Linked DNA regions of Homo sapiens: region 1 is linked to region 2. A link is a contact called in ENCODE Hi-C or POLR2A ChIA-PET data. All regions are on one chromosome and are shown on one strand. The core of a region is the stretch at or near the end of the contact, and the rest is flanking DNA. Distances in the headings are between cores, read along the strand shown.

Region 1 (4,919 bases), core at 2,320-4,819, 270 kb before region 2:
GTAAACAGCCAGCCCAGGCAGTGCACACGTCAGCAGCCCTGCTCCAGGGCTCCAACGTCAGCAAAGGCGGGGCCCAGGCCTGGAAGCCAAAGCCCTTTCCAGCACCCCTCCTGTCACTGGGCCAGCCCCGCCTGCCTGCTGACTTCTGGAGCTCCCACACTCAAAACTGGGATCTGGGAGTTGTGCTCCCAGGCGACCACATTCCCTTCAGGGGTTGTGCAGAAAAACTGAACCAGAATATGGATAAAGATGCAGAAAATTGAGACTCTAAACTGAAATTGCATGAATGGCAGCCGGAACGTTTATTTCGTGCCTCAGTAACACAGGTCTCCTGTCTACACTGGTCCCATTTAAGATCTCCTTGCTAACTCATGACAAGTAAGAATGGTTTGCTTGTAAAAATCACAGTTCAGCAACAGTCCATAGGAGGACTAAATAATTTATTGAAAGAAAGAAGTGAAAACTCTTCAATAGAAATGTGAGGATGGGCACTCAAATTGGCTTCTTTAAAATATCAGCGAGAACGAAAATGATGACACTTAAGCACCGAAGCTACTACAATGTTTTGATAAGGGGTGAAAGGAGCCTTCTCCCTTTTATCAAAAAGTTCCCCATCTGTCGGCCCTGCAGAGGATCATGCTGATGGGAAACGGGCTACTAAGTAGGACCTGAAAGTGAATGTTGTCCTGAGTTCCAAATCAAACCACCAACAATAAATAACAAGTAATCATAACAATTACTATTGATTTAGCCTTGTTGAGACTCAGAAACCAATACCCCAAAATAGAGGGTTTTAACATGTCGAATTGAGGAAGCCTCAAGGTCTCTCTGACCTTCCCCTATACACACCGTCTTTCCCAAAGAAGCTGAAGTTTCTTTATCTGCCTAAGATCCAGACCTTCCAAGGAGAGCAATTATTCTTTCTTCCCCTTCCCACTTATCTTCTTATCTATGGCAGAAAAGAAGACCAAGGTGTGACCTGACCCGAGAAGACTCCAAGTATCATCTGAATTCCAAAGAAAGCTACTTACAAGGTTATTTCTGTTCTCCCATCCAATCATTCTCCCTGGCAATCATTTATTGCCCCTCAATCGAATTCCTCTTCTTCCCATTCCCATAACCTGTTTTACCGGAATCCAAACCCCCATACGTTCTGTAACCCCACAATGGTACATAAGTTTCTGTAACTCATTGGGAAGTTGGGGCTTCATTCTGAAGGCTTCTGTGCATACACGTTAAATAAGTTTTATGCCTTTTCTCCCATTAATCCATCTGCCTTATGCCTCTCAGCAGAACTTTAGGGGTCAAGAGCCTGTGGCCCCTACAGCCTTAACCCACTAAAATGTAAGTACTCAGAAGGCAAGGACTCTGTCTTGTTCCCAAAGGGGATCTCTAGCCCAAGACAGGCCTTGGCACGTGGCAGCTCAGTGCATGTTTTGAACAGGCGAGTGCATGCATGATGTTGTTCTGCCAGACACTGTATTTCACACTATGTGTCATTATTAAGTCTTTTATGCCCCATGAAACAGATGTGCTTCCTGTTTTATAGATGCAGAAAGGGAGGCTTGGGGAGGTTAGGAAACTTGTCCAAGGGTTCTCAGCTGTATAGTGGGAGCGCTTGGCTAGGCAGCATGGCCAGTCTCCTTCCAGAGCTTATGCAATTAACCATGGCATCAACCTCCCCTCCCTACATGCTACCATCTTCAGCCTAGGTCTCTGGACAGGTCCATGGGTCCCTAAGTCCTCTCTTTGATTGGGAAGGGGATCCCAGCACCCCTGGAATTGCATGCACAATGGCATGTGTCTGGGCTTATGGAGGCTGTGCTGGAGAGAGGGCCCATGGCCTTCAGATTTTCAGAGAAACCTGGGATCAAAAAAAGTTTGAGAATCACTGTCCTGGTTTCAGCACTGAAAATCCCACATCCTGGGATGCCTGCTGTTGGTAGCAGGCAGCATAGAGTCCCCAGAGGAGAAGATTGAGTTTACATTCCTGGCGGTTCTCCTATCTCAGCAGGAGGGAAAAGGCTATGGGAGGTGGGAACAGGGCACAAAGCTCAGAAATGGACTGGGGAAAGGCTGAGGAGGAAGTCCTGGGACAGAATGAGGTGATTGTGACAGCAGCGCTTCAACGTTCGGGGCAGAGGTTCCAACGCCAGATCCCTGCCGAAGGTACCTGCCTTCCCGCTTTCTCTTTAGTTGACGCCACTGTTTCTGGGACAAGTTGAGGAAGGAGCACCAGGCAGTAGAGGTTTCTGAGGAGTGAAAGCGTGGTCAGGAAGACCCCCTCACCCAAAATTCTGTGCTGATGTCTGTTTAGGCGAGTACCTAGGCCATGCGGGGTGATGACATCTGATATTGTGCTGGCATCATCCATAGTTCATGACCAATTCTCCCTCCCTCAACCACTGGGTGGTCCCTGGGGTGGGGGTCCCCAGGAACCCCCAAGAACAGGCCCCCTTGCAGACCAGCAGTTCTGGACAGGTCAGACTCTGAGGCCCACAGTGAGTAGCTTGCAAGAACATCCTGAAAGTGTCCCAAAGCCAATAGAGTGTCCCAAAGCCAACAGAGTCAGGAACATGAACTGTGTGTTTGATGCTCAGAACTGCATTCTGAGCGAGATATCTGGAGTGTGCTCCGGGGCCAAGTTCTCCCGTGACAGATGAGGGGATGGGGCTCTGAGATCACCCAGGTCGCTGCTACAGCTCCAGTCTGGCAACTGGAATTGATCAGCATTTACAGCTAGCTCCAGCCTGCTAAATCAAGAAAGTGAGGAAGGGCTGGCCTGACACATTTCCTTCACAGGCTCAACAATGGCTAGAACCTCCCAGGAGAGCCTGGGCTTCCTTGAGCCATATACCGTGGCAGCCCTATGGCCGGCACCGGCGTGAGTCAGTTTTTGAGATTACAAGGGGGTTGCTGGATGCTTCCTCCTCCACCTGTCTTTTGTTTCCTAAATTCAGGGTGCTTTTGTCCCTGAAGCCCTTTGGAATGTGTGGCTCCAGCTTCCCCAGCTGCTTTTCACCCTAAGGACCAGGCAGCTGCAGACTTCCAGAGACAACAACAGGGAATTATAGGTGTGAGTCCTTCGAGAGGCAGTTCTCCCAAAGCAAGCCCCACTTCCTAAAAGCAGCCACACTTGTCGCTCAAGCAAGGCAGGGAGGAGCATGGACAATGGTGTCAGAGCCACTCCCTTTTGAACATTTGCCTCTACAGAACCTGGCCGGGGCCATGGGATGCCCTGTTTGGCTACCTGAGGCCTGAATCTATCGGGATCTGTAAGAAGCGACCACTGACATTGAGAATGGCACCAGCCATCTCCAGAAGGAGCAGGTCATCTGACTCACTGGCCACACACTTCGCTTGTGGAAGAAAGCCCGAGGCTACCTGGATGAAGAAAGGCATTTGTGCTAAATTAGGCAGTTTACAGACCTAACACCATAAAGCAGCCACAGGGCTCCCTTCTCTCCTCTCAAAATTCTTAAGGTGCCAAAGACGCCCCCACCCACCAGCCTCTTCAATTCCAGGCAGAACCCAGCCCTGTGCCTGGCTGTCATCAAGGGCACCAGGCTGGTGTTTTGGCAACAAACCAGCTTTCAAAGTGACATCAAATTGCTGTGAATCACCCGATCTGATTCAAATGAGGGCTTAGGTGGATTTAGAGATAGCTGATTGCCTCAGATGAATGCACAATTGCCTCAGAAAGTAATTTACCTCTGGGAGTTTCAGGTACTAAACATTTAGAGTTTGCATTTAAACTCTAAACTGGGGCAGGGGCAGCTATTCTTTTGCTGGCAGGACCCAGTGAAGGCTGATCCCAGGTACCTACGACTCTTCTGTGATTGGTGCTTCCCTACCTCCCTGCCCCACCCCATCTAAGCACAATTCATTTTATTTCAAAGATGAAAAGGACCCTCGAAGTCGTGACTTGGTCTCCCCAGTCACGCCCCTAATGAGTGGAGCCCCGTGTCTGTCTGTGTTCTTCACCAGGAGTTTTTTCCATTTCCTGTGACTTTTGTTGCTGCGAAGTTCTTCCTGGTCCTGGGTCACAATTGATCATCTTCCAGCCCCAGTCACCCTGCAGGTCCCCATGGTGGAAGTCAACTCCCCTTCTCATGCCATGTTCCTTCACAGATGTGAACAGCACTCTCTGTCTTATCTTTTAAAGACCCAAACCCTGAGCCCCTCCTACTACCAAACCATGGTTCTAGAGCTCTTCATGTCTTATCCATCCTCCCTCTGGCTTTTCCTATTGGGGGCCTCCTTCTCAGAGGGTAGCAGCTACATACACCAGGGATGGACTCAATAATGTCACCTCCCTTGTTTCAGCCAGTAGACCTCTATTGATTTAATCTGAAGTCACATTGGCCTTTTGGCAGCCTGTCCCAATGGTGACTCATAATGAGATTCATTTAGAGTCAATCAAACTCTTATAAAGGACACTGCCTGAACATATCCAACAAAGCAGGTAGCTGTTCTGTTGAACTTTGGAGCAAAATGTCCGACTTTTACATTTGTCCCTGTTAAATTTCTCCATTTTAATCTGCCCCATCATTCCTTCCCTGTCATTCCTATAGTTTTCTGTCATCTGGGAACCTGTTGCAAGTGCCTTCTGTCGATTGATCCAGATGATTGTTTACAGCGCAATTTTGTTATGGAATCACCTAACTATGTCAGCCTACAGCTTGCTTTCCTCTGCCTTGTTCAGAAAGGTCACAGAAGGCTGCTTCTTCACTGCTTTGCTGAAACATCTTAAAGTGTTGGGCCAGGAGAAGTGTTAGAGACCATCTGCTTCAAGCCCTTCATTTTTCAGATGAAGAAACTGAGGCCAGGTGAGGTAAAGAGGCTGCTAAAAGATCATACAGTGACCTGGTCTGCAGCAGAGCCAAAGATCAGGACTCAGAGATTCCCGTACCCAGGGA
Region 2 (4,522 bases), core at 30-2,529:
AAAGCACCACTTAGTAGAAGCATTCTTGCCGACAAAACTTTGAATGAGAATCTGACCAAGCCTCCAAATGAACATTCATTTTACAGGACATGCAGGTGATACAAACGTTAAGTGACACCACAACGAAGCTATCAGACAAATTCAGAGTGTGGGGGCACTGGACAAGACAATCAGTCCTGTCTCTTAGGAGGGGTAAGAGGAGGTTGCTCTAAATGAAGTGACACGTCTAAATGTAACCTGTGGACCCTGTTAGGATTCTCATTCACGCAGACCACTGTAAAATGTCATGTTTGAAAAAACTAGGTAAACGTGAGTGAGCATGGACTACAAAATGATACTGGAAAATTAGTATTAGTGTTGTTAGGGGTGATAATAGCATATGTAAGAAAATCCCTAAAACGTTTGAGATGTATTCTGAAAAATGTAGAGGTGAAAGGCCATGATGACTGGAATTCGCTTAGGAGTGGCGGGAGAGAAAATAAACGTGGCAAAATCTTCCTGTTGAATTTACCCGGTTGTGTAGGGGTCAGGGCTCACTTGACTATTTTCTCCCACTTTTTTGTGTTTGGAAACAATTTTTTTAAAGCGTGTTCATCGGCTACTGACACATCATGCTAATTGAAGTGTTGGGTGCAGGTTTAAAAAGTTTCGAGGGAATTGGTGTGTCCGTGAACAATCCACGACAAACGTGGTGGGGCCCGCGGGAGCGCTGCGGCCCAAGACAGTGTGACAAGCGGGAAGATCACGAGTCCGCAAGACACCAAGCCTCCAGAAATGCTCCAGAAACGCTCCAGAAAGCCTTTAAAGAACGGATTTGAACCCAGCCCTCCCACAGCGGCTTCACCCTGGACTCCACGAAACGCCAGCAGATCCACGCGAGAACCACACACACCTGGGGCTGGCGCCGCTGGACGCCGCGGCTTCACGGAGACCCAGGGCCCAAGCAGAGCCAAGGAGCGGCGGCAACCGCGGGGGCCACTCGGAAGACCGCGGAGCCCCGGCCTTAGGCGCCGTCGCGGCTGCCAGGCCCGCGCACCTTCCAGCTGCGGTGAGCGCGCTGCCCTTATCCCGGTGCCTCACCTCTTCCGCGCCAGCTGCAGACGCACCTCCCTGTCCTCGGGCGTCTCCCTCCGCCCCTCCTCCTCCTCCTCTTCGTCCTCAGTCCCAGCTCGGCACGGCGCCTTCACCACCTCTCCGAAGAACGTGGCCGCCATAGCCGCCCCGTGACCGGCTGGACACAACTGCAGCGCCGCGGGACCGCACGCCGGCTTGCGCGAGACCACGCTCCCTCACCGCGCGGGCAATAAGTCCCGCCCCGCACAGGCCACGCCCTCCGCGCACAGCCCAAGCTCGCGGCCACACCCCCACCGCGCGGGCGCTACGTCCCGCCCCGCACAGGGCTCGCTCCCAGGCACACCCTGAGCTCGCGGCCACGCCCTCTACACCGCCCGCCCGCGCTGTCATGCCCTGGGCCAGCAGTCCCCGCAGCTTTTTTGTTTTTAAATTACAGATTGGGGGAGGGGGTCTCGCTATGTTGCCCAGACTGGTCTCGAACTCCAGGACTCTAGCGATCGTCCTCCTTAGACCTCCCAAAGTGCTTGGATTACAGGCCTCAGCCACCGCGTCCGGCCCCCAAAGGCTTTCATTCGCAGCTTGAGCCCTGCGGGCGCCAGGAGGTGGGAGGACTGCGGGCTAGAGGGGCAGGGGGCGAGAGGAGGGCGGGGCCTCCGTTCGTGGCGGTAGCGGAACCAGGGGTGCAGGGGCGGAGCCAGCGCCGCTGGCCGTGGCGTCCGGGAGCTGTGGGGCCGTCCCCTCATCGTCCGTTTCCATTTTCCTTCTGCGTTAGGAGAGACTGGGGTAGCATTAGTGTACTGAGCACCCGCTCCAAATTTCGACTGCCCAGGTAGGTGGCGGCGCGGTGGTACTGAGGGCCCCCGTAGCCAGGCGCGCCCTCAGACAGCGGGCACGGGCGGACGCAAGGGCAGCAAGAAATACAGCGCTTCGTGGTGGTATAAAAACGAGACCTTTACTCTGGCAATAGGAATTCACATTTCAAAAGCTGATGATTGTCAAGGCGATTTAAAAAACATTTTTATGAGTGTAAAAAATAGTGTTTTAAAGTTGGCCATTTTCTAATACAAAATGTTTCTTTTTAAATAGCCTTTAATAAGCAGAATGTGTGATTGTTCTTTAATTGGTTCTCTTTAAAATGTGCTGGAAGACAAAGTTCGAGGAGCACTGTTTCAAGCAAGAGAAAAAGGGGACATAATTTAAATGAAAATGAAAATATGCAGTAATGCAATGAAAAAACCGTTTCCTAGATTTAGTTGTACCGAAATACATGACATCGCCTGCATTTTGTGACTTTGTCAGTAGTCACGAAGGTAAGTACTACTTTGGGGTCAGAGAGAGCCTGTTGAGATAAAATCTCAAAGCTGTTAGAAACATTTTAAGATGTGGAAAGATAATCAACAAAATCATTTACATAAAATTAGTACTTAGCAGATGTACACATCTGCAAAAATAAAGTGAGTTTGGAAGCAAAATTTGAACATTTAGCAATAAAATTAAGACGAAATTGCTAGCCAGTAAGAGCTTAGGAAACTGGATATCCTTAGTGAGATAGAATAAACAAGATCACCACAATGATGTTTTAAAACATTAGGACTCCTGGGTTAACTGGTCTATTATGATGATGGAACTGCAGAATAAAAAGGTTGTTTGGGCACCACTTGTCTTAGTCCTTTTGTTAATTTGTCATTTTTACCAGTAAGATCTTCAATTTGATTTCACAGTTCCATGATGAAGAAATATTTTCTGCAAAGCAAATTACTGTAAATAGGGTAATAGTAATACATTTGGCCATGATTTAAATTCTGCACACATTTCAGAGAGAACAATTTTACAATGTTAAGTTTTAAGCAAATGCTTATTTCATGCAGTTACAATAAGTTTAGGCCAAGCACTTTTTAAAAAGGCAAATATGTTCGAATTAAATACTTAGCCAAAAAAGGATTTCATTATGCAAGACTGATAATACAATCTCAAATACTGACAGAAATTAACCCCACCACAGCAAATTATAAATTCAAAGCTTAAATTCTTTCATTACACTGAAATTGCTAAAAAAAAAAAAAAAAAAAAAAAAAAACTTTGCATAAAATAGTCTTCACCGAGTTAAGTATTTCATTTTATAGTTACTTGTTGAGGACATAATATACTCAATAAATATTATAAATTAAGTGTAAAATTTGAACTGGAAAGAAGTTTAAGCATTTCATTAGAGCTCAAAAATCAAACCCCATGCACCTAAAAGTAATAGCAGTTTATTAGGAATTCTTCCCTTTCTCACCTGTGTATCAACATATTGGGGATCAGTAATTTAGATGAAAGTATACTACAAAAGGAGCAAAGGACACAGACTTAGTAGGTTAGAATATTCTGGCTTATGCTAAAAAACAAAAAGCCTTTTTTTTAAAACAGACATGCAACCACAAATTTCTCAAGTATTTTAGACACTTGGTTCATCTGTATAACAAAAAAAAAAAAATGCATTTGACTTAAAAAAGAAATAGAAAACCCTAGGTTTCTGTAGTTTAGTTTTTCAGATTTACACATGCAAATCATATATTCAGATATTTTTAAATGGGAAAACAACTTACTTTCAACAACTTAATTTTTCCAGTAACACGTTACTATGTTAAAAAGATGCGACAGTATATTCATTTAATCTGGCAATTTTAATTTCAACAAATACATATTAACAACAAATTAAATCCTATTGTAAATACACTTCTTTGTTATACCACGACCAAATTTTCTAATCCTAGTACAGGCCACAATGAAATAGGCCAAACATGCTACCATTAAAGTTTGTTGGGATGAGATTGTAGTAAGTTTACTCAAAGTATTCAAGTTCTAATTTTTAAGGTGCTGTAGAGAAACATAAAAGATTTCACTGTATCTAAAAATATGACTGTTTTGATCTTAAGCTATACATTTTATTTTTATCTAACTGATTAAGACCTGCCTCTTAATGAGGCACATTTTTGGCATTTCTGTAAATGCTGCTACATACAAGTAAAAATAAGGAAAAGCCGTGATAGTAACATTCATAGCTTTCATAGAAAAATATATATTCCCTGAATTAGTCATATCAAGTGGTCATTCAGTATGAACTGCAATATTATAAACAAAATGACATCAATGGACTTTCTCTAATTGCCTATTTCCAACACTCTACTTCAGAACTCAATAATCAGTATCTCCAGCTGAAATTCCCAGGTCCTCCTAGTTTGTTTTTGACCTTTGGGGATGTGAATTGTAGGGAATGGATCTGGGTAGTTTTTGCTTCACTCAGAAGTCAAATAGGCCCATTAGCACTTCCTTTGGAAAAATGCCTGATTTTTTTTCCTCATGACACCATAGTTGTCGTGGTCTGAATTTTTACACTGTAATGGAGAACCCTGAAAATTAGCATCAGGTTAAGATTTTGAAATTTGTTCACTTCAAGTTCTTCCTA

The links. Hi-C counts contacts between places; a loop is a spot of excess contacts on that map. ChIA-PET counts read pairs that join two places held with the same protein, here RNA polymerase II (POLR2A). Pooled maps may share reads with other maps.
Region 1: a loop to region 2 is called in a pooled map, with 3 times the contacts of the local background. The contact joins the enhancer-like site here to the promoter of PSMG1 in region 2. A Hi-C loop is called at or near these places in 1 of 168 maps with a recorded cell type or tissue (adrenal gland) and 3 of 50 pooled maps. POLR2A ChIA-PET finds 5 or more read pairs at or near these places in 3 of 52 experiments (H1, MCF 10A and activated B cell).

Annotation. Positions count from the first base shown.
Region 1 is chr21:38,907,307-38,912,225 of GRCh38, forward strand. All of the region lies in intron 2 of ETS2-AS1 (ETS2 antisense RNA 1), which reads right to left. Among named protein-coding and RNA genes, the nearest start is that of ETS2-AS1, 29 kb to the right of the region's middle. RefSeq lists an enhancer at 1-209. Within about 2 kb of position 3,570, at least 15 of the 41 ENCODE cell types and tissues checked have a DNase peak (open chromatin) inside an H3K27ac peak, as active enhancers do; they include adrenal gland, where a contact is called at or near this core.
Region 2 is chr21:39,182,172-39,186,693 of GRCh38, forward strand. It overlaps PSMG1 (proteasome assembly chaperone 1), which reads right to left and starts at 1,280. Exons shown (of 7, transcript NM_003720.4): 1 at 1,081-1,280. The coding sequence starts at 1,214. BRWD1 (bromodomain and WD repeat domain containing 1) reads right to left here. Exons shown (of 41, transcript NM_033656.4): 41 at 3,311-4,522. RefSeq lists silencers at 956-1,035, 1,236-1,455.